Linked DNA regions of Mus musculus: regions 2, 3, 4, 5 and 6 are each linked to region 1. The links are chromatin loops, found by intact Hi-C in ENCODE. Cell type or tissue: left cerebral cortex. All regions are shown on one strand. Each heading gives the region's core, and the rest is flanking DNA. Links, peaks and the distances in the headings are about the cores only. Region 1 holds the start of Kctd18 (potassium channel tetramerisation domain containing 18). Region 2 has its middle 6.8 kb from the start of Aox2. Region 3 overlaps Aox2 (aldehyde oxidase 2). Region 4 holds the start of Aox3 (aldehyde oxidase 3). Region 5 holds the start of Aox1 (aldehyde oxidase 1). Region 6 overlaps Aox3 (aldehyde oxidase 3).

What was found. A loop is a pair of places that touch in the nucleus more often than their neighbours do. Peaks named below come from ENCODE experiments on the same cell type or tissue, not always from the same donor. Only the 100,000 strongest peaks of a DNase experiment are listed, where the experiment ranks them.
Region 2: it touches region 1 in a loop (3-fold over the local background); 2 of 42 quality-filtered maps call a loop at or near these places.
Region 3: a loop joins it to region 1, with 2.1 times the contacts of the local background. A loop is called at or near these places in 6 of 42 quality-filtered maps.
Region 4: it touches region 1 in a loop (2.5-fold over the local background); 2 of 42 quality-filtered maps call a loop at or near these places.
Region 5: it touches region 1 in a loop (2.1-fold over the local background); 5 of 42 quality-filtered maps call a loop at or near these places.
Region 6: it touches region 1 in a loop (4-fold over the local background); 2 of 42 quality-filtered maps call a loop at or near these places.

The regions. Positions count from the first base shown.
Region 1 is chr1:57,967,333-57,972,325 of GRCm38, reverse strand. Kctd18 (potassium channel tetramerisation domain containing 18) reads left to right here and starts at 2,242. Exons shown (of 7, transcript NM_001159864.1): 1 at 2,242-2,305; 2 at 4,603-4,829. The coding sequence starts at 4,637. In left cerebral cortex, for the core only: CTCF peaks have their summits at 2,177 and 2,995; DNase peaks (open chromatin) are centred at 2,193 and 2,664; H3K4me3 peaks cover 1,322 bases; H3K27ac peaks cover 800 bases.
Region 2 is chr1:58,269,050-58,274,042 of GRCm38, reverse strand. No RefSeq gene overlaps it. Among named protein-coding and RNA genes, the nearest start is that of Aox2, 6.8 kb to the left of the region's middle. In left cerebral cortex, for the core only: a CTCF peak has its summit at 2,683 (motif pointing right); a DNase peak (open chromatin) is centred at 2,695.
Region 3 is chr1:58,294,174-58,299,166 of GRCm38, reverse strand. It overlaps Aox2 (aldehyde oxidase 2), which reads right to left. Exons shown (of 36, transcript NM_001008419.2): 9 at 4,722-4,866; 10 at 3,212-3,304. Gm15759 (a long non-coding RNA gene) reads left to right here. Exons shown (of 3, transcript XR_865437.3): 2 at 199-337. Among named protein-coding and RNA genes, the nearest start is that of Aox2, 18 kb to the right of the region's middle. In left cerebral cortex, for the core only: a CTCF peak has its summit at 2,641 (motif pointing right); a DNase peak (open chromatin) is centred at 2,664.
Region 4 is chr1:58,110,198-58,115,190 of GRCm38, reverse strand. It overlaps Aox3 (aldehyde oxidase 3), which reads right to left and starts at 2,055. Exons shown (of 35, transcript NM_023617.2): 1 at 1,879-2,055; 2 at 263-320. The coding sequence starts at 1,932. In left cerebral cortex, for the core only: a CTCF peak has its summit at 2,201 (motif pointing right); DNase peaks (open chromatin) are centred at 2,196 and 3,633.
Region 5 is chr1:58,026,936-58,031,928 of GRCm38, reverse strand. Aox1 (aldehyde oxidase 1) reads right to left here and starts at 1,960. Exons shown (of 35, transcript NM_009676.2): 1 at 1,871-1,960. The coding sequence starts at 1,912. In left cerebral cortex, for the core only: no CTCF peak of the experiment used is centred there; DNase peaks (open chromatin) are centred at 1,246 and 2,134; H3K4me3 peaks cover 1,369 bases; H3K27ac peaks cover 1,279 bases.
Region 6 is chr1:58,142,288-58,147,280 of GRCm38, reverse strand. Aox3 (aldehyde oxidase 3) reads right to left here. Exons shown (of 35, transcript NM_023617.2): 10 at 4,519-4,611; 11 at 706-857; 12 at 1-87. Among named protein-coding and RNA genes, the nearest start is that of Gm39643, 4.5 kb to the right of the region's middle. In left cerebral cortex, for the core only: a CTCF peak has its summit at 2,337 (motif pointing right); DNase peaks (open chromatin) are centred at 2,380, 2,817 and 3,876.

The sequences.
Region 1 (4,993 bases), core at 598-4,597:
TGTTGTCTGATGCTTGTTCAAGGACCTGAACTAAAAACATCCTGGGTGATTCACTAGTTGACTTCATGTCATTTTTGTTTTCTAAGTGTATTAAATGCATGGATCCGGCCGGCCGGATGGTGGTGGTGTACGCCTTTAATCCCAGCACTAGGGAGGCCAGGGAAGGCAGATTTCTAAATTTGAGGCCAGCCTGGTTTACAAAGTGAGTTCCAGGACAGCTAGGGCTATACAGAGAAACCCTGTCTCAAAAACAAAAAAACAGACTAATAAATAAATAAATAAATAAGGAAAGAAAGAAAGAAGGAAGGAAGGAAGAAAGAAAGGAAGGCAAGCAAGGATCCATCTACTTTTCTCTGTAGCCATCACAGGTCAGATAGAAGCTATTACTCTTCTCCTCTAGATTATTACAACACTTAATTGCTTCAATAGTATACCTTTCCCGTAAATTCTTATCTCAGTCTATAGACAGACAGACACACACACCCCATATTACTTCCTTGCTTCAGCCCAGAATGGTTTCCTGTTATGCTTAAACTAAGACAAGAGCCTCAGCTGGTTCAGATGTAATTCCACCACTCAGCAGGAGGACAGTGAGCGCCAGGCTAGCCCAGCTGACATAGCAAAGCCCTCATTCATAAAAAAGATTTTAAAAACCTAACTGTTCAGCTTGTGTCTCTCTCCTTTCCCTATATCCCAGTGCCTACCCCAGCCTCAGGTATACTAGCTTCTTTTCTTTCTACCAATTTCCAAGTTCTTTTTTCCCCTAAAATATTATTATTGAGTCTCTTCAGAAAGTGAACACATTCACGTTTTTAGCTCTTGGAGTGAAGTCCTACCAACCAGTGAGGGACTCTCCATTCAAGCTTCATTCATTTCAACTCAACGTTGCCCTGCCTCTACTCTGAGGTAGCCATTATCCTCTGTAACTATTTTGATTGGTGTCTGTTTTGACCCCCACCCCCGCCCCAAAGAGGAGGAAGAGGAGGCAGCCATGGGCTTTCTACAGTCCATGATCTAAGAATACATACTACATATTTTAATGTTACAAAAAAAAAAGAAATCTCATTTTGAAGAATATTTCCTGACTCATGCAATAAGAAAATTTACTTTCACTGCCCATATAAAGCTGAAATACAGCACTGCTCAATTCAGTTTCTTTCATTGTCTATGTCTACTTTCACACCACACTAGGAAAGCTGATCGATCAGCTATGCTTAAAATGCAGAATTTTTTTTTTCCCAGATAAGATAGGTGAGGCAAATGCCTACATGTGTCTACGTGGGCATTTGGAGAGAGGACTACTGTTAGGGAAATACTACTTTGAATTGGCTAGCGTCATCCCATGGGTTGGGACTCTATGCTCCCTGCTGTTAGGAACTGATACCTTTGAAACTCAGGGCCAAAATAAACCCTCACTCCTTTAAGTTGTGTGTGTCAGGTCTTTTGGTTACAGTGATTAAAAATACTAAAATGTAAACTATTGACACTGTCTTGGCCAGCGCTCCATTCTCAGAGCCTGGTCTCTATCCTGTGAGAAATCACGGCAGCTTGAACAAACCTTCCCTGTCTCCCAAGACTTTTTAGCTGAAGGGCAGGCTGCCATACTTCTGGCTGGCTTCTTTCCTAAGACCTGTAAAAGAGGACTTTAGAATCTAGTAAGGAGCGAAGTGCCCGGAAAACAGGACTGTTTCACTCATCTTGAAATACATAGCCCTATACAGTTGGAAGATTTAAGTGTTATGGGGGTTTTATTAAGAAGAAATTAAATAGTTCTACAAGCGACTTAATACAGTGCTGGGTGTGCAAGAATGTTGAATGGAGGGTTGTCCTCCCTCCTCGGTTTTCCTTCCTGTAACAAGAATAAAACTACCATCTTAATTCTGATGTATGAAATTTCCAAAGATTTAATAAATATTTTTAGAAACCAACCACCATCTTTTACAGGTATAAAGTGTGCCTTGTGGAAAAGCTTTGCACGCCACAAACTATGCAAATGGGTAGATCCAAGTTCTAATATGTTAATGGAGTAGCTTCCCCTGGGGCTGGAAAACATCCTGTTCCACCAGAGGGGCCTAGACTCCGGGAAAATTCAGGAACGTTCTTGGGGCGTGGCCACCGCCGTCCCGTGGGCGGGGCGGGTCCGGGGCGAGGCCTCCCTTTTGGCGCACTGCACGTTGGGACCGCACGGGGGCGCCGCGGGTTGCTCCGCTCTACCAATCGTGGAGCATCCGAGTAGGCGACGGCTTACTTCCGCGTCCGGGCCCGGCTGCGTTGGGCGGCTGCGCCCAGGGACTGGCGGCCGCAGGTCAGTAAGCAGTCGCCGCTCCGCCCGCCGGTGTGGAGGAACCGGGCTCCGGGTGGGTGGCGGGCCCCGAAGCCTTGCGGGGCATCCTGAGGGAGGCCCCGGCCGGCCTCTCTGATGAAACGGGCGCTTTGGGTACCAGGCTTCGTTGTAGACCGAATTGGGGTCCGCTGGCCCAGGAAGACTTTGGCGGGGCCTGGTGATTCCCCATCTTTCCCGGTTTTGTCCAGCCGTGGCGAAGGGGCGTGAGCCCCATGAGCTGTGTTTCTCAAAAGTGTAGTCGGCGCCCGTCCCCACCTCTCAGACTTTGTGAATCAGACCCTGATGTGGCCGGGAGTCTGCCTTTTCAGCAGACATCCTCGACGGTTTGGTGCATCGTGCGGGAACCCTGCCTTCTCACAACAGAGTCCTCAGTGGGTGCATCGAGGAGTGTCATCACGGGGCCTGGCCTTGGGCTGCGGTCCCCAAATGGCAGCTGATAGTCAGTGAAGGGCCTAAACCAGGTGGAAGTTGTGTTAAAGGGATGGTCTGTGGGAGCATCCGTGAGAACCTGAAGCTGGCCCTTCTGGTTCACCTGGCTGCCCTGGGTTGTGACAGGCTCCACTGCTTATTATCAGGCAAGTCTGTGTAGACACCACACACATCAGTGAATTTTTTGCCCCTAGTGTTCTGTGTTAGTAGGGACAGTAAAATTTGTATGATAAAGTTTTTCTATGAATTAGGTAATGTTTCTTCACAGTGTCAGATACACAATAAGCATTCAGTAAATGGAGATTACTAAGAATGGCAGTGCCTTTGCTTTTATTGGGCTTATGGACAAAATAAAAATTAAAAAAAAATAGAGATTTAAACACATGGTGTAAGATCTGTATGAGAGTTTGTTGTGCAGGGGTACCAATTCCGCGCAGAAAGATCTTGCAAGAGATGAATCTTTATGTACGAACATGAGAAAATTCTAGAGAGCAGGTGTCTGTGAACAGTGTGAACCAGTTGGTTGCTCTGCTTCATGATTGGTTAGAGTGCTACTTCCAGGACTTTAAGGCAGCAGGAGGTCACGCCAGTAAGTGTTTTTGGAGGCCTGGACCTTGTTGGGTTCCTAATGAATTTTGTCTATTGTCCTTTTCTCAGATTCATAATGGCATATGGTGAAGTTGGTGTCTGTGGGGAAGGATTTTAGTTGATCATTTAGTAACACTGAATTGGCATGGATTCAGTTGAGTTTAGCAGTAAGTTTTTCACTTACTATGAAAGTGTAGAAGCTGCAGATTTCCAGGGGTGAGGATCTTAAACTTTGTCTTTTAGCCCGTTTCAGATTCCATAGAGAGCTCTTCCCCACAACCTTGTCCGTTTTAAAGCGAAGGAGCTGGATGACAGACAGGGTGTGACCTAAGGATCTAGAGCAGTCTGTAGAAATAGAATTCAGTTTTGGACATTTTATTTGTTTTTGTGTACATGGGTGTTTTGCCTGCCTTGTTTCTGTGTGCTGTAGATGGGCAGTGCCCCTAGAGACTGGAAGAGGTTATCAGATCACCGGAGTCACAGACTATCATTGTAAGGCATATGGTACTGAGAATTAAACCTGGGTCTTTTGTAAAAATAGCCATGTTTTCTTAACCACTTAGCCATCTCTCTAGCCCTTGGCATAAATAGAATTCTGATCTCAGTTAATGATATATTACTTAATTATATAGTTAACTACAATGTAATGATTCCAGTTATCCTTAATTTCTGCTCTTTGTTTCTTTAATCTCCAAAGTTTTATTTCAAGTTCCTCAGTGTATACCTTAAGGGAAATTTTGTAGGATCATACATGGCCTGTCATTTATTGTGCCACATGATTTGTGTGTGTTACCTTAATTACTCCTCTGGAGCTCTTTGGATCATTGCTGCCTCCATCTTATGGATAAGGAAACAAGAAAGTGATTATAAACGATGTATCCAAGAAGCCAAAGATTATAAGTGGTAAAACCTTTTGTCTGTGTTACACACTGATTTCTGCAGTCTAGATGGTTCCTTCAGACTTGTTAAAAACACGTGAGTGCCAAAAAATCATAAGCTTGTCTTGCCTTTGCTTTACCTGTGCCTGCCTGTGCATTATCTTGTATAATTCTTTAAACAGTCACTTTATCAGCTGTGATTTATATTACTGTCTATTTATAAAACCCCAGGCACAGATTTTCCCAACTCAGCATATCTCAGACGCCTTTCATACCACGTGAAATAGAGTCTGTGTGATTGTATTGAAATATATTAGCCTGTCCATTTGTTTTCAACAAGGTATTTGTCCTTTGTTTTTACAGAGGTCTGGGACTGCTACTGTTTCAAAGTTTCTGAATGCTTAAGGCAGAACTTCAGGCATCGAAGGGAGCAATGGCAGGCCATGAAGCAGAAGACGTGCTAGATATCCTTCGGCTGAATGTGGGTGGCTGCATCTACACAGCCCGGCGAGAGTCTTTGTGCCGCTTTAAGGATTCTATGCTGGCATCTATGTTTAGTGGTCGTTTCCCTCTAAAAACAGATGAATCTGGTAAATGTCTAAAGTCTGAGCCTGAGCGAATGCTCATTAAAGTGGGAGTCTATTTTAAATTCCTTTTGATTTTATTAATTGTGTTGGAATGTATTATATTAGCCTACTAATTACTTAGCTCATTATGGCTGTATGGAGATTCATTAACTACATAGAGAAACTAA
Region 2 (4,993 bases), core at 290-4,289, 300 kb before region 1:
GCGCCCCCCACCCCCGCATCTACGTATGATGTCTATTTTATTTCCTCTTCTCAGTGAGATTCGCTTGCCCCACCTTGAGCCTTCCTTACTACTTAGCTTCTTTGGGTCTGGATTATCCAGCATGGTTATCCTTTACTTTACAGCTATTATCTACTTATAAGTGAGTACACACCATGTTTGTCCTTCTGGGTCTCAGTTACCTCACTCAGGATAATCTTCTCTAGTTCCACCCATTTGCCTGCAGATTTCATGAGGTCATGGTTTTTAATAACTGAGTTATACTCCATTGTGTAAATGTACCACATTCTCTTTTCATTGAGGAACATTCTAGATTGTTTCCAGTTTCTGGCTATTATGAATAAAGCTTCCATGAACATATTTGAGCAAGTGTCCTTGTTATATGTTGGAGCATCCTTTGGGTATATGCCCAATAGTGGTATAGCTGGGTCTCAAGGTAGACCTATTCCCAATTTTCTGAGAAACTGCCAAATTGGTTTCCAAAGTGGCAGTTCAAGTTTGCACTCCCACCAGCAATGAAGAAGTGTTCCCCTTGCTCCATATCCTCACCAGCATGAGCTGTCTCTTGTGTGTTTGATCTTAGCCATTTTGACAGGTGTAAGATGGAATCTCAGGGTTGTTTTGATCTGCATTTCCCTGATGACTAATGATGTTGGGCATTTCTTTAAGTACTTTGTGGCCATTAGAGATTCCTCTGTTGAGAATTCTATTTAAATCTGTACTCTACTTTTTAATTGGGTTATTTGATTTGTTGATGTTTAGTTTCTTGAGTTCCTTATATTTTTTTAGATATCAACCCAGTTTCTCTGGGCTGCTGTTTTGTCCTATTGATAGTGTCCTTTGTCTTACAGAAGCTTTTCAGTTTCATGAGGTCCCATTTATTAATTGTTGATCTTAGTGCCTGAGCCATTAGTGTTCTGTCCTGGAAGTTGTCTCCTGTGTCAATGAGTTCAAGGCTATTCCTCACTTTATGTTCTATCAGGTTCAGTGTATCTGGTTTTATGTTGAAGTCTTTGATCTGCTTGGACTTGAGTTTTGTGGAGGTGATCTGTATGGATCTATTTGCATTCTACTACATGCAGACATCTGGCTAAACCTGCTTGTTGTTGAAGATGCTTTCTTGTTTTCTATTGTATAATTTTGGCTTCTTTGTCAAAACTCAAGTGTTCTTAGGCATGCAGTTTTACTTCTGGGTCTTTAATTCAATACCATTGATCAGCCTGTTTGTTTTTATGCCAATGCCATGCAGTTTTTATTATTATTGCTCTGTAGTCCTAACCTGTAATCAGGGATGATGAGACCTCCAGAAGTTCTTTTATTGTACAAGATTGTTTTAGATCTCCTAAGCTTTTGTTTTTGTTTTTTTCTGTATGAAGGTGAATATTATTCTTTCAAGGTCTGTAAAGAATTGCGTTGGAATTTTAATGGGGATTGGAGTGAATCTGTAAAGAATTGAAGTTATATTTTCTTACATTGGTACAGAATTTATATATTGATACAGGTTTAAAGTTTTCATTGACATAAAATTTTGTGTCTATATACAAAAGTTTATGTCACAAAATTTAAAATTAATTTTGTTACTCTTAGATAGGAATTGTGCTCACACAACTCATTAAGAATACAAGGCTTAGACTCAATCCCTCTAATAGCTGGTAGAAACTCTTTAGGAGCTGGGCGTGGTGGCACGTGCCTTTAATCCCAGCACTCGGGAGGCAGAGGCAGGTGGATTTCTGAGTTCGAGGCCAGCCTGGCTTACAAAGTGAGTTCCAACTTATTACTTCTTAGATGTTAAAAGTTACCACTTCCCATTTCCCCTTCACCTTTGCTCGGGCCTCCTGTGAATCTGGATTAGAGAGTGTCACTTTTTCTAGGTACTGACTGAGTACCAAGCAGCCATGGACAGTGAGTTGTGTTAATGAAATGGAAAAGGGAGAGCAGATCTTCTAGGACCACAGAGTAAGTGAGTTACAAGCTCATATGACCTTGGCCACACGAGACCTCTCAGGTGAAGCGGGAGGGGACTCTCCTTACAGCCCCCAACCGTCCCTCCCACGACATGGCCAAAGCCTACTATGCTTTTCATTGCCTGCAGGCCCAAATGAGAAGTTTATTCTTTTAAATTTTATTTTAAAGCAGTTTCTAAGTACTTATCAGAACAGAATAGGACTTACATCTAACCAACAAACTGGTTAATTTAAATTAGCTGTGCCTCACTGAAATGTAGTTATTGTATTCCCCTGAGATGAAGAGTGATTTTACTCTAGAGATTCCAATGTTCCCAATTTACAGGCTGGGTTGGAGATAAAAGACCTGAGGCCACTTTCAAACCCAAAGACGAGGGGGCTGTTCCACAAGGTTCTAAGAATTTGCCCCTCTTTATCCCTCTCTCTGTCTCTCTCCCTCTCTCTTATCAGGGTCTCCTGTATCCCAGGTTGGCTTAAAGTTTGCTATGTGGAGGGTGACTTTGTCTCCGGATTCTCCTGCCTTCCTTGTGAATGCCGGAATTACAGATGTTCACCACCATGCTTGGTTTATGCAGTGCAGGGGTTGAACCCAGGGCTTCACCTCCTGCTAGGAAAGCTCTACTAGTGTGAAGTCCCCACCCAGAGGACAGAGTAAGTTTCCTTGTGAAGCAAAGGAAATAAAATCATTTTTGACACCAAGAGCTTGGCTAACTCTGAGCACCAGAGGGCAGTAGATCTGCATTTTCTGGGACAGAAAGGTAAGAACACTATTAAAGGGTGTAAAAGCATCATCTAGTGATTAGTCTCTCTCTCTCTCTCTCTCTCTCTCTCTCTCTCTCTCTCTCTCTCTCTCTCTCTCTGTGTGTGTGTGTGTGTGTGTGTGTTTGTGTGTGTGTGTGACCAAACAAAAAGCAACCTTAATTTAAAAATGAAGACAAGAAGTAATCTAAAAGATAAGAGCCGGGATTTTAAGAATGTGTGATACAGTTCTACCAAGAGCTGTGTAGTAAGAGAACTCAGTGAATGGTTAGAAGGGAAACGACGGTAGCAGTTTAAGGAGTAGGGGGGCTTCTGGGGTGAGGGAGGGGGTAAACGAGACACTAAGTATTTTCTTATCAGGCCCACAGGGGGAAATACAGAGACAGACATAGCAGGAGTCCAGAAAAGACTTGCTTTTTGTGGTGACAATATTTGGTAGCCTTTTTCTAAACATCAGTAGAGGATATATATCTGCTCATAGGTAAGTAGAAATGAAGAGTTAGAGATATAATTGAATTTCCAAATTAACAAAAGAACAAATGTAATGAGTCACAGCTCAAGCAGGCAAAAAATGAGAGGAACTAGGGAAACAGCGTAAAATGTATGATCTATAGTATGTCAAGTTTAAATCACGTGTGTTACCTATAAAGTAGTACAACATATATAAAGGAACAATTGGAAAACTGTAACCACTGTACTGGAAGCACCATCAGTTCTGCCACTTAGAAATAACCACTAGCAGGTCCACTATATTAATTTCAGGCTTCATGATGACATCTTTGTGTGTGTGTGTGTGTGTGTGTGTGTGTGTGTGTGTCTGTCTGTCTGTCTGTCTGTCTGTCTGTCTGCCTGTCTGTCTGTCTGTCTGTCTATCTATCTATCCATCTATCTATACACTCTCAGGGAGGAATGGCACCTCGTGAGCTCTCCCTGACAGGATGCTGAGAGATGATCCTGTGCAGAACACAGAGGAAGTTGGGCTGGGCTGGAATGGAAGCTTCTGCCTTAATGGCTAGTCCTCAGAAGGGGCTGTGTAGGCTACTGGGGGAGGATTATCAACAGTTGTTCTCAACTTCGGTCCCCAGGCAACATTACTGACCGCCCCGGTGAGGTAAGCCCACTGGTGCAATACCCAGAAGACAGCGGTGTGTTTCTCTCCTCCGTTTTTCCAGCTGCTGCATTCTTTACATCCCTTCTCCTGGAACCTTACCTGTGACGGGGAGAAGTGACAGAGATGTCTTATTTATTTGCATTTAATAGTCACTTGGTCTTCTCAGTTTAACCAGTTAGGAGTTTCTCTAGCTTCTGCCCACTGCAAAAAGAGGTTTCTAAGAGCAGCGCCGGTGTACGGACACAAACACAACCATGCAGAGGCGAACTGGACAGGCACATCATGCCCAGGTAAAACAGCAGCAGCTGCTTCCCTGCTAAGCAGATGCCCCCCTCCACAGCTACGGGCTTTTGGTTAGGTTTATTTATAGTACCATACATGAATTCGTTAATGTGGACTGCGCCTGAAATCCAATCAGGAATGCATGTTGTGCAGTGAGACTATTTTTTTTTAATTGTCCTGACATCATGAGTTTGTGGGTTAGGTTCTAGGAAACGTAGATTATTGGGGGGGAATTAAAAGATTGAATTAAACATTTAGAGGCACATATTTTCATCCTCACTTTGGAGTAGGACACAGTAAGACTTTCTCCTGCTGGTCTCTGCTCCCTATTCTGGTGTGAGTGTGATATACTCAGGCAACCTGGACGTGGAGCTGGAGAGACGAGCCCACCCTGGGCTCTTGTAGTGGCTGAGAGCATTTTCTGCACACAAGTCCCCGACAGTACAGAGTCCTGCTCCCCCATCTATTCTGGTTCGAATACAGCTTATCTTCAAAGGTGTGTACTGGAAGCCTGGCTCCCAGGGTGGTAGTGTTGAAACTGTAAGAGGTGTGTGTGTGTGTGTGTGTTCATTCATCGAGGCTAGAAGAGTATACTAGGTGTCCTGTTCTAGTCTTCTCCACCCATTTCTTTAAGAGAGACCTTCTCAGTGATCCTAGAGCCAGGCTGGTGGCCAGCCATTCTCTACCTTCCACAGCACTGGAGATACAGGGGCATAAGCTCTGGGTGGCTTTCTTTGTGGGTGCTCAGGATCTTGGTTTTTATGTGTGTGCAACAAACACTCTTACTCTCTGAGCCACCTCTCCAGCCAGCAGCCTGTTCTTTTAATCTGGTCTCAAACTTATTAAAGTTGCCACGAGT
Region 3 (4,993 bases), core at 506-4,505, 330 kb before region 1:
TCCTTCTGATCGACCATGATTACTATGGGGTTAAGGAGAATAAATCTGATAACATTATCACAGTGGCAAAGGTTATTTGAATCCCTAGGTCTTGGTCTAAAATCAACACTTACTTTTTGGAAGGAAAGAGATTTTTATACAAACTTGAAGTTCGGACAAATATGAGTGACCTTCTCCCTGGCTTTATGTTTCTCCCAGGATTTATGGTGATGCCAATTTGAATCTGACAGGATACCAGCACATTAACCGCTCCTGGTGATTCTTAGAGGAAAAACATGTGAACGACCAACCCAAGTAATGAACAAGCCAAGCTTCTATTTACCTGTCAAGAAATGAGGTAGGCCGTGTGAACCTCTCCATGTAAATCACTCCCACTTTGTGTGACCTTTCAGTATGTTCTTATTTGAAAACATTTCTAAATATAATAGCTCGAGAATTTAGGCCAAGATGACCCAAACAAGAATCAAATCAGTCACATTTTGACTGCAGATTTTCCAACTCTGATGATCACAACCTTCATGAGTCGGTCCATGAAGGACACTGGCCAATCAAAACAAACACATCCCAAGGGAGCGGCTGCCTCAGGCTTCCCATTGGCTGGTGGTGTTGGGTGTGGGGAAGTTCGGGGGTCACAGGAGTGGGGCGAAGGGAGCTGTGTGGGTGAGCACCCAGGAGGAGAGGCACAGTGCTCCTTGCCAACTGACCAGAAAGTAATCAACATTTTGACAACAGTTGGGAGTTAAACGTGTGAGGATTGGCAGGATGTGAGCAAGAACTTCAGGGTTTCTCCTCAGTAGGACAGAAGGGTTCAAATCAATATAGGAAAGTATGTGGTCACCCAAGACAACCAGAGTTGACCTTTTAAAAGAAATCCTTCACCTCTCTCAAGTTTACATAATGAAACCTTAGCACACAGGGCTGGAGTTGAGCTCACTTGCAGGCCCCGGATAGCTGCTGTGAGACTGATTTTTAACAGGTTTCTGCTTGGATTTTTAATTTTCTCTTGTTGATTCATCTCTGAGAGTATTCAACCCTCCCACATAGCTATATTTTGTCAATATTAAATGTTCTTGGCACAATATATCCTTTGTCTTTGCCAACACCCTCTCACTCCCTCTCTCCCCTCCTTCACCCCCGACCCCTGTTTCACTAACCTCAGTTAACTTCCTGGATGGAGAAGACCAGTAATTCATGTGCCAAGAAAATCTCACCTGAAATCTGTAACTAAATAGTCCCTCATTTTCAGAATGTCGGCCTGGAGTGCTTGTCCTGTCTCAGCATCTCATAGAAGATAATTCTTATGAGATCTGGTCTCACCTCAGAACCCCTACCTATGGCCTGTTGATTCCTTATCCCAGTGGTTCTATTAGAATCTACTGTTCACTTCTGTAAAACCTCTGGCCTTAACCAGACGGAGTGGCACATGTCTGTAACCCCAGCACTTGGGAAGTTGAGACAGGGTGATTTTGAGGCCAGCCTGGGCTACCTAAGGAAACTGTGCTTCTAAAACCAAACCAAACCAAACCAAACCAAACCAAACCAAACCAAACCAAACCAAACCAACCAAACCAAGCCAAATAATCTTCCCAACCGCAAACTAAAACTCAAACCCAAGGGCTGGAGAGATGTCAGTGGTTAAGAGCAGTGGCTGCTCTACCAGAGAATCTGGGTTGAATTTTCAGCAACCACGTGGTAGCTCACAACTGTCTGTACCTCCAATTCCAGGGGATCTTGTACCCTCACACAGGCATATACGCAGCAAAACATCAATGCACATGAAATAATAATAAAAAAAACCAACAACAAATACTCAAACCCTAAATGCCTGCTGTATCTCTGCAGGAGCCCAGTAGAGCTAACCTTGTTCTCTGTCAAATGATTCATTGTCCCGAGAAGACCCTGGCTCTCTTTAGGGAAAAACAAACCAGACACAACATCGTATAAACATCTTACTGCTGTTATTTAAGCCAGAAATACAGAGACCAGAGTGGATCATCACTGCCTCTTTTGGCTTTTTGTTGCTTTCTGTTTTTGAGACAGTCAGTCTCTTGTTGCCAAGGCTGACCTTGAATTCTGATCCTCCCTCTCCATCCTTCCACGTTGTTGGGATTCCAGGCATGAGGGCAGGAGCCACCATACCCTGATCCTGCTTCTGGTTTTGACACAGACAGCAGCAGCAGCAGCAGCAGCAGCAGCAACAACAACAACAACAACAAAACAACCCCATGCAGCTCAACCCTCTAGCGGGGCTCCAAAATGCCAGCTCCCTGTTCTATATAGCTCTGTCCTCACGGGAGTTCATACTCTGACCGAGGCCAGACAGGCCATCTGGGCCTTTGTTGTGGTGCTTCCATTGTTCACATTACCTCCTCAGTGTTTCTATATGGTTTTAAACTTTGACTCTATGCCTCATGGGCCCATCAGCAGTGACTTTGGGACACTTCATATTAATGCCTTTAAAAGAAAATTAGGCTGAGCCAACTGTGGATATATGAATGAACGTGTAGTTTAAAGAGACCTTTACATCAAAGGTGGGACTGTTGTAGAGATATATGACTCCTGAGGGTGCTGCCGTGAGCACAGCTGGTTCCAGACACCCCAGTGGTGCTCACACTGCTGGCCACAGGAAGTTTCCTGAGGACCACTAGAGGGTGCTCACGCCTTAGCTTTAAGCGAGTCATTGGCCACAAGTTGCACAGACTTCAGAGCCTGGCTGGCTTCCTTTGGCGGAGGGACCAAGCTGGGCAGTTAATGTGAAAAGGCAGTGGGGCTTCTGAACTGTGAGCTGGTGACCTTGTAACCTGATGCCCTTGGGCGAGCACATTTTCTTTTTGCACCGCAGGTTCTTCATCTATAGGGGAAAGATTAAGCTATGTTGAGGATTTTGAATTGTGCCTCATATAAGGGCCCCAGAGACAGGAGGGCTGAGGAAAAGTGACCCTTTCCTATGGAACAACCTATTTTCATTACTGACTTTACTGATACTTGGTATCAGAGAAAAGTCAGAAAGCGGGAAGACTGGCCAGTGCTTGGCCAAAGAGTATGGAGGGTCTCTGGCTACAACCTTGACTTTGGCCATGAGGTTTGCAGAGGAGACACACTTTCACTTCAGAAAAAGAATGCAGTATGGGCCGGAGCTAATAAGATAGGTACCTGAGGGTGATCTGCCGAGGTTAGCCATTCACTACTTCCTAGCAGGGCTGGAACTTACCTCCACTGGTTTTAGTCACCATTCTTAGATCAGGAATTCTAGCAGGAGACAGGAGGACAGGGTAAAAGTGTCCTTGAGACTTCATGGCTGGTCCTGAAGGAAAAAAATACATTTTAGAGAGAGAGAAAAAAATGCCCTTTCTTTTACATTGAACATTTCTCATAAAAACATTCAGACACAAAGCTTAAACTTTGATAATAAATATGTATGGAAGTGAAAGCAATGACCATATATATATACTCCTCTGCCCAATGTATGCATTCCCTGACTTGTACTCCTGCTATGTAGACCAATAGGAAATAAAACCGTGAGAGGCTCCTCAAACTCCCTTACACATAAGACTGGCCAGTGCTTGGCCAAAGAACCTGGAAATACTTCTAAGAATGTTTGTGGCTGAGAGTAGTGGTGCATGCCTTTGATCTCGGCACTCAGGGGCAGAGCCAGCTGAATTTGAACTCTGTGAGTTCAAGACCAGACTGGCCTGCATAGTGAGTTCCAGGCTGGTCAAAGTGACAACACTTTTTTGACTGCCTCAAAATAAGCAAAACAACAACAACAACAAACAACAAAAGACCAAACCAAAACAACAAACAAAAACAAAACACACACACACACACAAAACACCCCAAAAAACCAAACCAAACCAAAATAGAGAATGTTCATATGACTCGGTGTCAAGCACCTGCTGATCATGTGTGAGGCTCTAGGTTTGATCCACAGCATGGAAATAAAAAGACATTTATAAAACCTGGGGGCCCTGGAAATAGCTGGAGCTATTTTAACAGACTGGAGGGGCAAATCTTTCCGTGCTCATATAATGGAGTAGAACCCATGAACGTGCAAAAACAGGGGATGAGTTTCAGGTCAAGAATGTTGACTGAAAGACACAAATTTCAGAGTAAAAGCGACAGTCTCTGTACAGTATATACAAAATTAACTGACACGTTGTTCAGTTAATTCAGACGTATGTGGTAATCATAAAAAATGAGGAAGAGGCTGACCAATGACAAACAGTTCACCTGAGGGGTGTCATCAGGAGGGAAGGGAGGGAGGAGCAATGGCTGTGCCTCTCAGAAGGCCAGTGGTTAGAACACCAATTACACGTTTGTGGAGAATGCTGGGCATCAAACCCAGAGCTTGAACAGGCTAGGTTAGCATTCTACCACTGGACTCTGTCTGTGTGTGTATGTGTGTGAAGCAAAGTTATTAACATGGCTATGGGTAGTCAGTAGGTATGTTTGTTAATACATCCACAAATATTTTATGACATTCTTTATGTCTATTTAATATTTAACCGTAGCAAAAGAACAAGAGATAAAATGAATTAAAACATTTTTTTTTAAAACCCTCTCATATCATCCCCAGCTATCCTGAATACTACTAGGGTGCATGTCCATCACCTTTGAAAGTCACTGAATTTGCTAGACAGGTGAATATTTCATCTCTAAGCAGCAGATTGGGAACGGATCAGGGACCAGGAAGTTCAACCAGGCAGACTGTGACCACTTACCCAGGGCTGTGTTGCCCGAGATGAGAGGAGCTTCAGGGTACTTAGCTTTCAGCACCAAGAGTTCTTGGAGGGTTCCTGGGGCGATCCAGGTGATTCTCTCTCCATAAAAGGTTAGGGTTTGCTTCTCTGGGTTCTCAGCCATCCTCTGAGGGCAAATGACAGGATATCTACCTGTGTACATACCAGCCACTCTGGGCCACAGCAGGCCCTGGGTGGGTTGTGTCCTTCTAGGAAGACTTCAAGGTTCTGGGGGACACTTGTCCAGAAAGACA
Region 4 (4,993 bases), core at 347-4,346, 140 kb before region 1:
GAACTTCAGATTCTGGTCAGTGTCCCCAGGTGACTCTTCATATCCCCGGGCGATCCTTGAACTTGCTTAAATTTGTCAGTACTCTCAAGTCCAGTCCCATTTACAAGGCAAGTGACCTCATGCCACACTGCTCCTATGCACAAGTAAAACACTCTTGATTCTCGGTAAAATGCGGTGGAAACAGCTCTGTGAATGCGAGCGAAGCTCCTTAGTTCCCAGAGCTGCAAAGCTGGTTTGTTTTCTCAAACAAGCAAAAGGATACTGACTTTTCTCAAGTAGAACAATAAATTAACCTCAGGGTCTGCATTCCTCTCGGTGACCTGGAGAGAGGAAGTGACCGTATAAGTTGAGGAAGTTGCCGTGTTGGTTTCTGAATAGCAAGAAGGATTTAGAACATATTTGTTGACCTTGATTGCCTGACTTGATTAAACACCCATCCCTCTTTGCAATTATGAAATTATATAATGCTATATTGTACTTGGCTATACTTTGACAGGGAAATGTCTGGCTTTGTTTTAGAGGAGCAACAGAGATTTAACAAACCTTTGAATTCTAGCACAATATGGGTTCAAGAGACTAATAAAAAGTTGAAGAGCCATATACTTAAACAATTCGTGCATCCCTACCTTATAGTAGAAGACAGAGAATTAAACTAAGAGTTTTAATTCTTATCACTACCACCAAAATATTTTTGTTTTGTTTTGTTTTGTTTTTTGGTCTGTGTTCTCCATCCAGTTTTGAAAAGTTAAATAAACAGGAGCTCTGACAGCAGCAGACAAACAGCATTCCTTCAGCAGCCCTAGGAAAACACTCAGGAAAGCCCCACCTCTCCCTTTAGCATTAGTGTCTTAGACGAATGGTCACCTCCCCCAGGAAGGGATCACAGAGCAAAGAAAGGAACCCAGAGATGAAAGCCAAGTTCTCCCCAGTATTTGTTAGCCAAGAGATCTTGGCCACGTTGCACAATCACCCTGAGCCTTCACAGCACAGCATACAAAACACACACCTCACGCACACCCCACACAATACCACAAGCTCAGCTTAAACTCTGACTGCCCTTTTCCCTGTGCCAACAGTGCTGAGAACAGGCTGTGGACCTTCACATCATACACAATCGTCAAGAACGTCCAGCATATATGCAGACAGTACCGCAGTCATTTTAGGTCTTGTCTAGGTCTCAAGAGCTCAAGACAAAGAAGAAAAGGCTTCATTTCTTAAGTGAGACAAGACCCTTCATTTGTTTATTTGCTTGCTTACTTATTTACTTATGAGACAAGAGTCTCATTGCATAGCCCTTGATGTCCTGAAGCTCACTCTGAGACTAAGTTGGCCTCAACCCCCCTCCAATTCTGGCATTACAGGCATGAATCCAATCTTAAAGGAGTAAGGTGTTAACATGTAAATTAACAGTTCACCTGGCCTTCCAGTAGGTTTTTCTCTTCCATTCTTCCTGACCCAAGGGTTTAAAAGCATTTGTAAATAACCTAAAGACCTTGGACTCTGGATCTGTGCATACATGTGAAAGCAGAAGTTGGGTGGCACAGAAGTTTGAGTCAGAGCTGGAAGAGGTATTGAGGAAGAGTTAGAAGATTCTCTTGCAAGGAAGCCAGTGCCCAGTGCTTAGGTGCATTCAAATGAGACAAGGCTTGGTTTGGAGACACATAGCTGCACACTTTCTCCCTACTAGTCCCAAAACATTATAGATTCTCTCTCTCTTCCCCCCCTCCCTTGTTCCCCAAGAAGCATAGCAGATCGCTAGATCATTTGAGCAACAACTCCCCGACCCCACACAGCCCTTCATTTTGGCAATGCTAATGACAGATCGCTTCTACCAGAGTTTCTTATGTACATTTATTAATTACAGTGTAGAGAACTTACCTTTTTTCCATTCACAAAGAAAATAAGCTCATCTGACTCCTTAGAAGGAGACATTACTTGAGGATAGTCGTCCACACTCTGTGCAACTGTACCTAATGTGTCTAAGTCCACCTCTCAGATGAACTGCTGTGCTCTGCAGGAGACCGAATTGCCCTACAGGATTTAAATCTGCTCTGTGGCTTTGCCTGAGGACTCCTCCCACCCAGCCCTGCCCATCATCGCTCCCAACCTTCCTCCTGCTTCCAATTCCCTCTTTCCTTAAAACCTGGCCCAGCACCAGCTCCGGACTCACTTCTCCACGCCCCAGGCGCTAGCCACTAGAGGGCGTTTTCCAACAAGAAGGCGCTGTTATCGGTGACGTGGAAGGGATGCCGATGGGCTGCTCTTCACTGCTCTCAGATCTATGTCTTCACACTAAGTGTATTTGCTTGCTATTTTTGCCGTTAAACTATACAAAGAATGCTCTAAGAAATGATACAAGTATGAGAAGCAACAAAGTAGAATTTCTCTGTGCCAACATTTAGCAACCAGATTCACGCATGCTGTTGCAGGGTTAGATGGCATTTATGAACACACATAAATGCCCACATGGATTTTTGTTACTTTCTCAACAATATTTTTGTTAATTTCTAAAAGGTGAAATTAAACCATTCACATGATTTCAAAATTGTTTTCCTTTTTCTTTCTCCCAAGTTACTTTGGCTGTCTGTACCTCAGTGGATTTACCTAGGAGTTGGAAAAAACAAAACAAAACAAAACAACAACAACAACAACAAAAACATCTTCCTCAGGGGAAGATTGATGTGGGGATTAAAGGAGCCCATGCAGGGAAAGAGCTTAAAGCAGCAGCTGCACAGTAGAGGCACTGGGAATGTTACTACCAAACATGCCTGACAGTCATTTACATTGTGAATTGTTCTCAGATTTCCAGTTATAAATATTCTACAGGGCAGGAGAGGGCTCAGTAGATAAGAGCACTGGCTACTTTGTTGGGCAACACAGACTTTCTGTAACTCCAGCTCCAGGGGTATGAACATTTCTGCTCTCTCTGGGCATTGAGTGCCCAGGTGAGCACACAGACACAGACACAGAGACAGAGACAGAGACAGAGACAGAGACAGAGACAGAGACAGACACAGACACAGACACAGACACAGACACAGACACAGACACAGACACAGACACAGACACAGACACAGACACAGACACAGACACACACAGACACACACACACACACACAGAGAGAGAGAGAGAGAGAGAGTGTGTTAAAAATATGATGCAGTGGAAATTGAGCTCTATTTTTGCATATTTAGAGCCAACCTGTCCACCTACCCAGCTCCCTCATTCCTCTCTCTCCTTACTTTTATTTTAAGCAGGTTTTGTTTGTTTGCTTGTTTGCTTCTGGATTTTATTCTGCTAACTTTTATTTTAAAATTAGAATACAGAGTAAGAGGTTTCCTTACAGCATTTCATGCATATTTTGTTTTGGTTGAGCCCCACCCCTCGTTTGCATAACAGTTCGAAATCTCTCTCTCTCTCTCTCTCTCCCTCTCTCTCTCTCTCTCTCTCTCTCTCTCTCTCTCTCTCACACACACACACACACACACACACACACACACACACACACACACGCACACACACACACACACACACATGCAGTTAGGTGAGAGGAGAGTATGTGAGTCATGAAGCCAGAAAAGGAACAACAGGAGAAACAGGGGGGTGGGTGGATCCTAGAGTAAGTTAGGTGAAATCAGAAAGGGGATTGGTGGTGGGGTAGGGAAGAAGGGTATTGAGCAAGGGTTCCTGCTGAGCAAACTCTCTGACTGGAATTCTTGGCTTAGAAGTGAGTATCTTGCTGGAGGCAACTCTTTCCTGAGTCACGTGCGCCATACAAGTCCTGTATGGCAGGGTGTGCTTCTCATCTCCGTTGTTACCCCACCCTCCCTTTCTCCAGTATCTGAGGATGGTTCACAGTTAGCTGGCATTTCTCTTATCTTATCTACTTGCTATATATTTAGGGCATATTTCTATTTCTTTTTGTGTCCTTTCATTTTTATTAGGGTTTTTATGTTCTTAACTGAAGAATTTTGAAGCATATAATGGCTAATTGCATAATCTATAAATGTTCAACTCTTTTCTGATAGCATATTGTCAGTGAGGCAGAGCACCACACGGTCTTTCACTTCTTACATCTGCATCCTGGGGGGGGGGGGACTTCCAACCTGACACTCCAGCTGCTTAAGCTCTCCAGGACTGTCAGAGTGGTACTGAAAGACCCACAACGTGAGGACTCCCCCACGTTCTGACTCAGGAGAGGCGACACCCCAAAATCACCCACAAGAAACGGTCTTGTTGCAAACTGCAAGAGGATTTTTATTCAAGAGCACTCTCGGGCCCACGGTCATACACCACGCAGGGGTAGAGGACCGTGGTGCCCGAGTAGCTGGGTAAGGGGGTATTTAAAGGAAGAAACCACAACTCAAGGAAGTGGGGAGGGCGTTGTTGGAAGATACCAAAGATACCAGTTAAGAGTCACAAGGAAGTGCAAAGTTACAAGAGTCACAAGGAATACCTGGTAGCACATTTGCATTGCAAGGTTCTGGTAATGGTCAGGGTGACTTTCTTTGAATGAGCACTCTTTGAACCCAGGAAGCAGGTGGGTGGAGGAATGTCACTATCTGTTTTATGATTAGCATACCTTTACAAAGGCCACATTCCCAAGTCTGGGCCTAAAGGCCTAGAATTCTGTTTTTACTTTGTTATACTTTCAGTACCTGGCAGTACAGAGCGTGAGCGATGCCGGTGGGTTCCATGCTCACACTTTGCTGTAGATTCTTCTGACAGGGTGTTTCGTGTGACCTTAGGATGATGACTGTGATTGTGAGTGCCTGGATCCTATCACATCCTGTTCCAGCCCTGGGGTAGCCAAGGAGGAAGGCAGCCATGTCTTTTTGTCCAGTGGCTTGTTTGGTAACTTTTTCATCATGGAAGCTTCTACCTGCCAACCTCTTGTGATGTTTGAATGAAAATGGCCCCCATAGACTCAGATACTTCAATGCTCGTTCTTCAGTTGGCAGAGCTGTTTGGGAAGGATTAGGAGGTGTGGTCTTGT
Region 5 (4,993 bases), core at 559-4,558, 60 kb before region 1:
GAAGCAGGAGAGGGAGGATGAGGGGGAGGAGGGAGGAGACCTCAGACTCAACATGGCTGCTGTCTTGCTTTAGACTCTTAGCATCATTTATAAAGCTGTACCCTGGCTCCTGACCACACCTCCAGCCCTAGCAATCTATTCCCATCATATGTAAACAAACATTCTTCTGCTCCAGGACCTTTGCACCTGGATATCTCTACCTGAAATTCCTTTCACATATATGTGTGTGTGTGTGTATTTGTATACACATATACATATGTGAGTGTTTGTGTGTGTGCATTTGTATACATATATGTCTATATGTGGTTTGTGTGTATGTGTCTGTGTGCACGCGCTTGACTGGGTCCTACTTCATCCCAGACACTGCTCCAATGCCCCCTGATCTGAAAGGTCAACGCATCCCCTCCATCCACCCCATCAGTTTCTGCTCATCACTCCGTTTTCATGCCAGCACCTGCCGCTGCTTGACACCACACTCTCTCCATTTATTTATATGCCTGTTGGCTGTTTCCCCAGCAGTGTAGCAGTGTCAACCCCTCACCAGCAGGGGTCGCATCCTTTCTGTGGTTTGCTATATCCCATAAGCTTAAACATAGCTTAGTATCTGTTAGGATGTTCATGAAAACACACAATGGATATTCATGATTGCTCTTTTCGCAATAAGTAGTGTTGGCCTGTTAGTAGCCTTGGAGTCTGCCTCCAAGAGGCAGTGAGGCTCCAGTGAGCGGCAATGGATTCCGTTCGTTTAGTAAGGACAGAATACACTCCAGCTTTTTCTGTTATGCAAAAGGAAACGGAAGGAACAGGGCAGCCATTTCACCCATTATTCTAGTTCACCTTCATGGTAGTCCTGTGGGGAGATGGGGGGACAGCTAATGGGTTTCATCTATTTAAGGATCCATCTATCCCGCTTCAGGGCCATGAAGCAGGGACTCATAAAGGTTTTTTTTTTTTTTAAATGGGGGCTTCTATGATTTGGGAGACCCTGTTCTTCAAGGAAGAAAACACATTACAAAACTACAGCAGTGTGACTCAACTTCATAGCCTCCGAAGAGTCCTCACACAGGAAAGGTCTGGTTGGCGCTAAACCTTCCTTGGCTTCCAGTTGGTCAGCCAGTGCCAGCTAGAACAAGGGCTCTGGCTGTCCCTAGCCAGACACAGGGAACACAGCGGGATCCAAAGGGCGGAACTGACATTGTGGACAGCAGCTCTCCACCCCCCACTCAAAGTGCTATCAGTTTACACAGAGAACACTCCAGATGAGCTGGGCCACTGCCCAGACGGCTGCTTTAAACGATGCCCAGAGGCTTTGCTGTCCCCAAGCAACAGGATTTGCCTGGAGCCGCCATAAAAGTCTTCAGAGCCAAGGCACACACACAAATAAAACAAAATGCCACACTCGGCAGGAGCCCCTGATTCTGGCAAGCTGTGCTGTGCCAGGAACTTGCTTTGGCTTCACCAAGTTGAAAAATCACAGAGTAGCTAGAACCAGTGCACCTCTGTGGCCCTGTTAAAGCTGGGTATTGCTCACCCAGACAAGCAGAGACTTGAGGCTACTTATTTAATTGTGCTGGAAGATCTTATCAGCCGGAGGCTTTAAGGGAGGGAAGGTCTGGATGCTCCCCGTCCGGAAGGGAGAGGCCCTGGGATTCAGACATTCTGAAATTCTTAGTCTTCCATGCGCTGGTCGTGATGCGAAAGGTCTGAAAAATAATCTGATCTCCTTTGAGTTTTATAATGCAGATTCCTATGCTGAGGACCCAATGAGACCCCATGCTAAGGTTTCAGCGAAAGCAGGGCGCAGGCTGGGATAGGGCCCAGAACTGGGGTCCGGGGTGGTGCAGGAGTCTGCCTACCCGCGGGCTCTCACCTTCTGGCCATTCACGTAGAAGAGCAGCTGAATGGGGTCCATGACTCCGAGGTCCCTAGCAGGTCCCTAGCAGCGCCAGTCCTTGCAGAGAATAAATTGCCCGAGGCTACAGGGCGGGGCTTGTCTGTGCTTCTAAGTCTCCACCCTCCCAGAAAGTTTTGGAAGAGCCAATGCTGCAGAGGTCCTAAAGGGAAAACTCTCCTGACACTACAGAGTGTGCCAGCGTGGGAGACAAGCTGAAATCTTTGGGTTTTGGCATCGATGGGAGAGAGGGGTAGCTGGGCGGCCAGCCTCAGGAAGTCCTGAGTCATTGCTCTAGTATCTGTGCCAATGCTTGCTTATTGAAGTGGTTTCCAGAATCCTCTCGTTTGTTTAGGGGGAAGGCAGCCTGGCTGTACTGCTGAGTCACTTCCCAAGAGTCCTGCGCCCTTAACCTCACTTTTTGGCTTTCTTTATATTTTAGAATCCACTTTATAAAACCTGGCAAGTCTCAAATGAGACCAAATTATTTTCCAGGCCTTAGTATATCTCCCTAGGTTATTTTATTCATGCAATACAACATCCCCACCCCTCAATACCCATTCACACAGGGTTTCTCTGGGTAACAGCCTGGCTGTCTTGGAACTCTTCTTTGTAGACCAGGCTGGCCTCGAAATCACAGATCTCCACCTGCCTCTGCCCCTTGAGTGCTGAGATTAAAGGTATGCACCACTACACAACATTTTTATTGTGAAAACTTCCCGTTTGTAGGTAGAGGAGAAGAAACCACATCTCAGCAATTCCAGGAGTGGTTAACAGTAAGTGGCTAACACCTCCTTGCTTCCCAAGGATCTTAAGCACATTTCAGACAGTGTTTTACCAGTAGACAGAAAACGTGTGTGTATGTGTGTGTGTGTGTGTGTGTGTGTGTGTGTGTGTGTGTGTGTGTGTGTGTGTAAGCATCACTATAAAGCTATGGCTAGTTTGGAATTTACTGGCTTTGAACTGACAGCTTCTATCAGCTTCTGCCTCTTCCTGAGTGCTGGAATCAAAGGTGTGTGTGAGCCTCCATATCTGTCAAACATTTTCTTTTTTGAAAAATACTTTATGTTTGACAGGATCTGGGGAAATGGCTCAGAGGTTAAGAGCTTCCAGGACCCAGGACTAGAACAAACCTGTTTTCTTTATAAAGTATCCAGTTTGGGGCATTCTGCTTTAGCAATAGTGAAGAGATTAAAAGATTAGATGAACAGATTAAAAGCTAGAATTCTTTTACTCTCCTGATGCCAATAATCTCCATTCTAAAATCTTACTAACTAGAGATGGCTCAGTGGCTCAGAGCATTTGTTTCTAACAGATTCAATTCCTAACATTCACAGTCTTCTGAAACTCCAGTTCCAGGGAATCTCATTTCCTTCTTCTAATGATCCAGGGCCCCTGGCATATGCACATGTACACATCTACTCCCCCCCCCACCCACACACACCTACACACACACACATACACACACATGCCCATATATATACACACATATACTCACACACATGCATTCGCATGTACATATACACATATGCACACACATACACAGGCATACAGACACACAGGCAAAACATTCATACACATAAAATACATATTTAAAAAATTAAGCTATTTCAAACCACCCTAGGTACACGGTGATAGTCTTTTTCAAAGCAAAGGGCTAAAACACAAGGTTTCAGGATCCATAGCTGTTTTCATATCAGTACATTGATAAATATTCCTAGACCATTGTGTATGTGAGTGTGCACACGTGCACTATTAGTGTTACTCGGATTCCCACCCATACTTCTCTACTCTGCCTTAAGGCCAGGATTTTGCAAATCATCTTTCTCTCTTGCCAGGCCTCTTTAGTCTTCAGCAACGCAGGGTCTTAGACGTAGGGAAGGCAATGAGGAAAATGTGCCATATTGTCTGGGTTGTGGGGACTCAGAGCAGCCACTCTGGCAGCACCTGCTGGCTCCAGAGTAGCAGAGCAGTGTCCATGAAGGCATGGACACCAGCAACAGGAGAGGCCTGGGGCTCACGCTTTTTAATTCCATCCTTTCTCTTCCTGCAGTCCCTTCTGTGGTGCCCCAGGGTCCCCTCCCTTCCTCTCGCTTTCTCAGTTCTTTAGAGTACTGCGAACAGTGATTACGGACTTTTATCTCTTGGTTGGGTGCTAATCGAATTTCTGTCAGTGCCAAGCAGCTTGACAAAGTCAGTACCACTCGACTCTTCAAAAACCACTCAAAATAATAATGGTTTATGCTGCAATGCGATTATAGTACAGGTTTTCTGGTCATAAAAGTCACCATCCTTTTCAGGAGAGGCATTCTCATAGAATTTAGAAACAAGACAAAGACGCTGTTGCCAGCACTACCAAACATTCTCAGGAAATGGACATGACTAGATAAGAAAAGCCAGAAAAGCCTGGAGAATTGTAACCAAGGAAAAACCCGGGCTTGCCTGCTTTCACTTCATACGGCTGAGCTGTACATGAAGCTGCCTGGTGTCTTAAAATTACACCTTTTGCTATTTCTCCCTGTTCTCCATCCAGCAGAAGATACTTTTGTTAATGGCTAACTGCAGGCTAACTTCTTAGGAAAAGGATCTCAAACTCACTAAGCAGTGGTAACTTTTCTCTCGACTTAAAGAGTCTATGTTATCCAGACTTGTCAAACTGAGGGCCAACCAGTTGCCAGTTGTGCTAATCACAGGTGAAATAGTGGTTAACTTGCAATGAAGTGATTATGTGTAATCATTCAGATATGAATGCCCCCCCCCAGGCTTGTGTTTTCAATATTTGGTTTCCCCAGCTGGTGGCCTTATTTTGGCAGGTGGGTCTAGCTGGACAAAGTGGGTCACAGGACCCTAGTCTCCCTGCTTCCTTTTTAAGACGACCTACTTTTCTCTGCCATATGTCCCAGCACTCATACCCATCTGCCTGGCAGGGACAAGCCTCCACGGATCAACCCTCTTTCCACTTTTAAGGTGCTCTACAGGTATTTGGCTATTAATGGTAAAAAAGAAACCAGAGGCAGGCAGATTTCTGAGTTTGAGGCCAGCCTGCTCTACAGAGTGAGTTCCAGGACAGCCAGGACTATACAGAGAAACCCTGTCACAAAA
Region 6 (4,993 bases), core at 514-4,513, 180 kb before region 1:
GGCAACATTGAGGATGCAATTGCCTATGCCCAAAATAGGGTTGAGGTCAGAGGTCGGCAGTCTACTGATAATATGACCACCTAAGGACTAAAGGAAAGATTTGTAAGCATCCCCAGGCTTTTGTTGTGAGCGCTGAAGTCCGCTGAGCCTAGTGTTTCTTTTCAGGATAATTCAGCAATTAGAATAAAACATGCCAGCAGGGCTCCAGGTTTTCTTGCAAAATCTGAAATGTTTACAGCAACGGCTTATCCTTTTAATTATTTACAAAAAAACCCCAAAACAACAACAATAGCAACACCCCCCCCCAAAAAAAAATAGGAACACAGTGAACGCCACCTCTATTAGGAACACAGCAAACGCCACCTCTATTAGGAAGGTGCTTGTTGAGATTTATGGATGCGGACATTGTTCCAGTTATGCACATGAGGCTTGCACGGCAGCAGACAAAAACATGGTTAAAGGAAGCCACACAAATTGCGTCTAAGTATTGGTGGGAGGTGGGACTATGAGTGTGGGGCCAGAGACGTCCCTGCACACCAACCTGGTCATTTAAGTGGCTTACTCCACAGGGATCTAGAAGTGGGCAACCTCTCATTCAGCCGTGTGGAAACCACAAATGGATACAGCCAGAAACAGAAAGAGTGATGAATGCTATCTTCCCTCCTTAAAGAGTCCCCACCCAGAGGAGGGTTGCAGAGAACCTACGGCCACATTCCTGATCTGCTGCCCAGCCAGGGTCTTCAGCTGCTTCAGGAGAGCACAGTATATCTGCGTCTTCTCCTTAGGGAGTCTGGAGACCACGTCAGACAAGACGTTCTTCACCTGGGTCAGGCTGAGGCCTGCGCCCAGTGTCAGCCCTGAGAGTGAGAGCGCTTTGTTAATGTTCTGGAAGCCGGGGAGTGAGGGGGAAAGTGAGGAACGACGTCAAGAGTTGATTATGATGCTGTCTTTCCCACTCAGGAGGTTCCACATGCTCACTAGATCACCTTATAAATATGAAGAAGAGAGAGCAAAAATACTACATGATCCCTGAAAGGCACCCGAACACACCAGGACAGCCAGCGCTCACTCCCTCGTGAGGGCTGAGGGCTGTCTGCTGTCCTCTGCCCAGTCTGTGACTTAGCATCAGGCGCTGTTTTCTGCCCCTGGTGTTCTGTTCACGAAGCCGCCACCTTCTCCATCTGCTGCTTCCCACCTACCTGCTCTGGGATCTGCCTTCCCAAGTTGTAGTTTCATCAGGCTGCCCTGTTAACCTGCTCCCTAACACATCATGTGCCTCTCTTGTACAGCCCTGGTCATAGCCGTGATCTTCCATGTAGCTTGTGTGACGTCTCCCCTCAGCAGCAGATGGTAAGTGCCAGTGCGGCAGTATGAAGACCTGCTTTCAGACCACTGTATCTCTGATGACTTGCACAACACGTCTTTCCTTGGTTCATACCAAACCCTTCCCATTTCAAAGTTGAACTTGGATTCCATTCCCTTGTCCACAGGTGCCCTCACATTTATTTATTTTTCCTTCCATTTTCATGTGCATGTGAGTGTGCTTGTTTGTATCTGTGCTGGCACATGTGTGCACATATAAGATTTTAGGATCGTCTTCTATCAGTTTTCCTCCTTATTTATTGAGGCAGAGTCTCTCAGTCAAACCCAGAGCTTGCTTATATGGATAATCCTGATAACCAGTTTGCTCTCGGGATCTTCTGTTGCTGCCTTCCAAAGTTAGAATTAAAGGCAGGCCATTCATACACCCACTCATGTTTCTGGAAGTCCAAACACTGGTCCTCAGGTTTGTGTGGACCACAAGTGCTTTTGACCACTGAGCCATCTTCCCAGCCTTGCCTTTCTCATTTATTACTTACTAGTAAACACGCATCTGTCCTTGTGTGACTAGTATTCTATCGTTCTCTAGTTGGAGGACTACCTTAAAAGACACTATGAATAAATTTCGACCTGCCTCATCCACTGTGTAGCTGTTTCTGAGCATCTGCTGTGCTCGTCATCCTAGGGCAGAGAATATAGACAAGGTCTCCTCTTAAGTCAGCATCCGGTAGGGAAGGAGAAAACCGGGCAAGCAATAAATGGTGTGATTTCAGCTCTGCTAAGTGCTAGGAAGATGCATGTGCAAGCTCTTCCTGGTGAGGTTTCTGGTCCTTGTGTATCACCAGCCCACCAGCAGCCACGCTTAGAAAATCTTGTCGGGAAACCAGAAATGTTCAGCTAGTACTTCTCTGCTTTGTATGTGACACCCTGTCTTGGACTTCCTATAGAGAAACTTTTAATTTATAACTGCTTACCTTTCCCAGAACACAAATGTTTTAGGTTCTGATTTATCAGTGTACGCTCAGCAGAGGGAGCTCGTGATGTAATTTTTGGTACGTTAAGCAAAAGGGCTGTGGAGACAAGAATCTGCAGTAAGCAGGCTCTTGTCTCACAGGGCTTGCTTGCCTCCCTCCCTGGAGAAAGGCAGGGTTGCTTCAGTTGGTGTTAATGGGTGTGGTGGATGATTCGCCTCCCGGCAGAATTCCTTTTGGTCAGGTTTTGATATGTTTATCCAGTCAGTTAACCTAGAATAAACAGCCCAGCTCACAAGTCCAAAGATTCATCTAGAGAGATGAGATCTGTTTACTTGTCCGCCTCTCTACCCCGCGTGGCTTTTCATCTCACACTGTGAACTCAGGCTGCCAACCTATTTGGCCTGCCTTCCTTTGGCTGTGATTTATCATTGAACAAATAGTGATCTAGGCCACTGGAAACTATAGATCAGGGATCTATTTACAGCCCAGTGGATGTTGAAAGAACGCTTACTGCACGAGGATCCATTTGTTGGCAAGATGAAGACTGTCTGACTTGAGTGCTCAGAGACAGGGCTGTGACATGACTCAGCAGCATTGAAACCAGGGCTGAGGATGGCAACCATGACAAACCTAGTATGTGCGCCTGTGTATTGTTTCCAGGTTCTCAGTTACCCCAAGATGAGGCTTGCCAGGATCGTGCCGGTCAGGTAGGAGGTTCCCCAGCACAGCGCATGCTCTTCTGCACAAGCTGCTCCAACAGGATGACAAGTGTGTGTGTGTGTGTGTGTGTGTGTGTGAGAGAGAGAGAGAGAGAGAGAGACAGACAGACAGACAGACAGACAGACAGACAGACAGGGACAGAGACATTCTACAGCTCAGACTGTCCTGGAATTCACTATAGAATAGCCTAGGCTGGCCTCCAATTCACAGAAACCCTCCAATTTCAATCTCTCAGATGCTGAGATAACAGATATGAGCTACTAAGTCTGGTTCAAAAGGCACCATTTAAAAATATCCTTCCCATAGCCGGGCGTGGTGGTGCACGCCTTTAATCCCAGCACTCGGGAGGCAGAGGCAGGCAGATTTCTGAGTTCGAGGCCAGCCTGGTCTACAAAGTGAGTTCCAGGACAGCCAGGGCTATACAGAGAAACCCTGTCTCGAAAAACAAAAACAAAAACAAAACAAAACAAAACAAAAAAAACCAAAAAAAAAAAAAAAAGAAAAAATATCCTTCCCTTTATTAAATGTATCCGTTAATAGGAAAAACACAACATGTTGAGAAGAACATGGACACATACAACTCTCAATCTGATGCTAGTAATTTTGTATCTGGTTTTCCACTAACAAATTTCTATTTACCTTTGTATTATTCCTTCCTTAAAAAGAAAAGTCCAAGATTCTTTTTAATTGAAGCTTGAAAAGCACTGAAAGTGTCGCAATCCTAAACTTAGCACCATTTTGAAGGCTCCTGTTAGCTGTGGAGGAAGACTCTGCAGAAGATAAAATATGACTAACAGCACCCACAGCATCACATCATCTGAAGGCTTCCTCTCATATCTGCTGCTTGTGTGATTAATGCTGAGGGAAGAAACCGTGTCTTTCTTGGGAGACCGTATCAGCCAGCTCACAGCCCTGTACCTGGCTCATGGGAGAAACTCGATAACTTGAAAAGGAACTGAAAAATGAATGTTGGGACATGGCTTTATTCTCCTTGCACTTTTCATGGACTAGCATTTACCTAAAGCATTGAGTACGATCTCGTGCAGGAGGGCCATTGAGCTTCTCCTTGTTGGAGAGCTGTGGGCATTCCCTGAAATCAGTTCTGTGGCCCTGGAGAAAGAACTGAGGGTGTCTACCAGATGGAGTCTAGGGTAGCCATTTTCTCAGCTGCCAGAGTGAAGACAACAGGGAAGGTACTCTTCAAGGAGTGGGGACCTTAGACATAGCAGGATGAGAGTCTGAGCAAATCAATAAAAATTATTCGAGGCCTAGTTCTCTGCGGAAAAAGTTGAATCTCAAGACAGGATGTGCAAAGTTTTTCAGGATTTCCTAAACTCAGGACATGTTCTTTACAAAGGATCAGCCACAGTTCAGCACTGGCTGAGTGTGATCTCCTCCATCACAAGAGCCTGTGATCTCCTTAGTGTCAAGCAACCTTTGCTTTTTTTTCCCCCAACCATCCATTTGCAGCATACAAACCTTCTTAGAATAAATAAGAACATACCTTGCTTTGTATTAGTCACCACAAATAATTCTAAGATCCTTGCAGGAGAGATGATAATTGGATAAGATACGTCTGTGAACTTCATATGAAGCCCTAAAAGAGAGAAGAATCATCATAATACAGGTATGCTGGGCCTGGTGGCACACGCCTATGTGTGTGCAGTGGCGCAGGAGGAGGGCAGCCCCGCAAGTCTCTACATCAAAACTTTAGAAGGTGAAGGGGACGGAGGATACAGCATCAGATTGAGAGTTGTATGTGTCCATGTTCTTCTCAACACGTTGTGTATTTCCTATTAACGGATACATTTAATAAAGAGAAGGATATTTTTTAATGTTGCTTTTTGAGCCAGACTTAGTAGCTCATATCTGTCATCTCAGCATCCGAGAGACTGGAATTGGAGGGTTTCTATGAATTTGAGGCAGAGCACTTGCCTACCATGGGCGATAGCTCAGGTTCCATCAAGGATAGAGGGGAG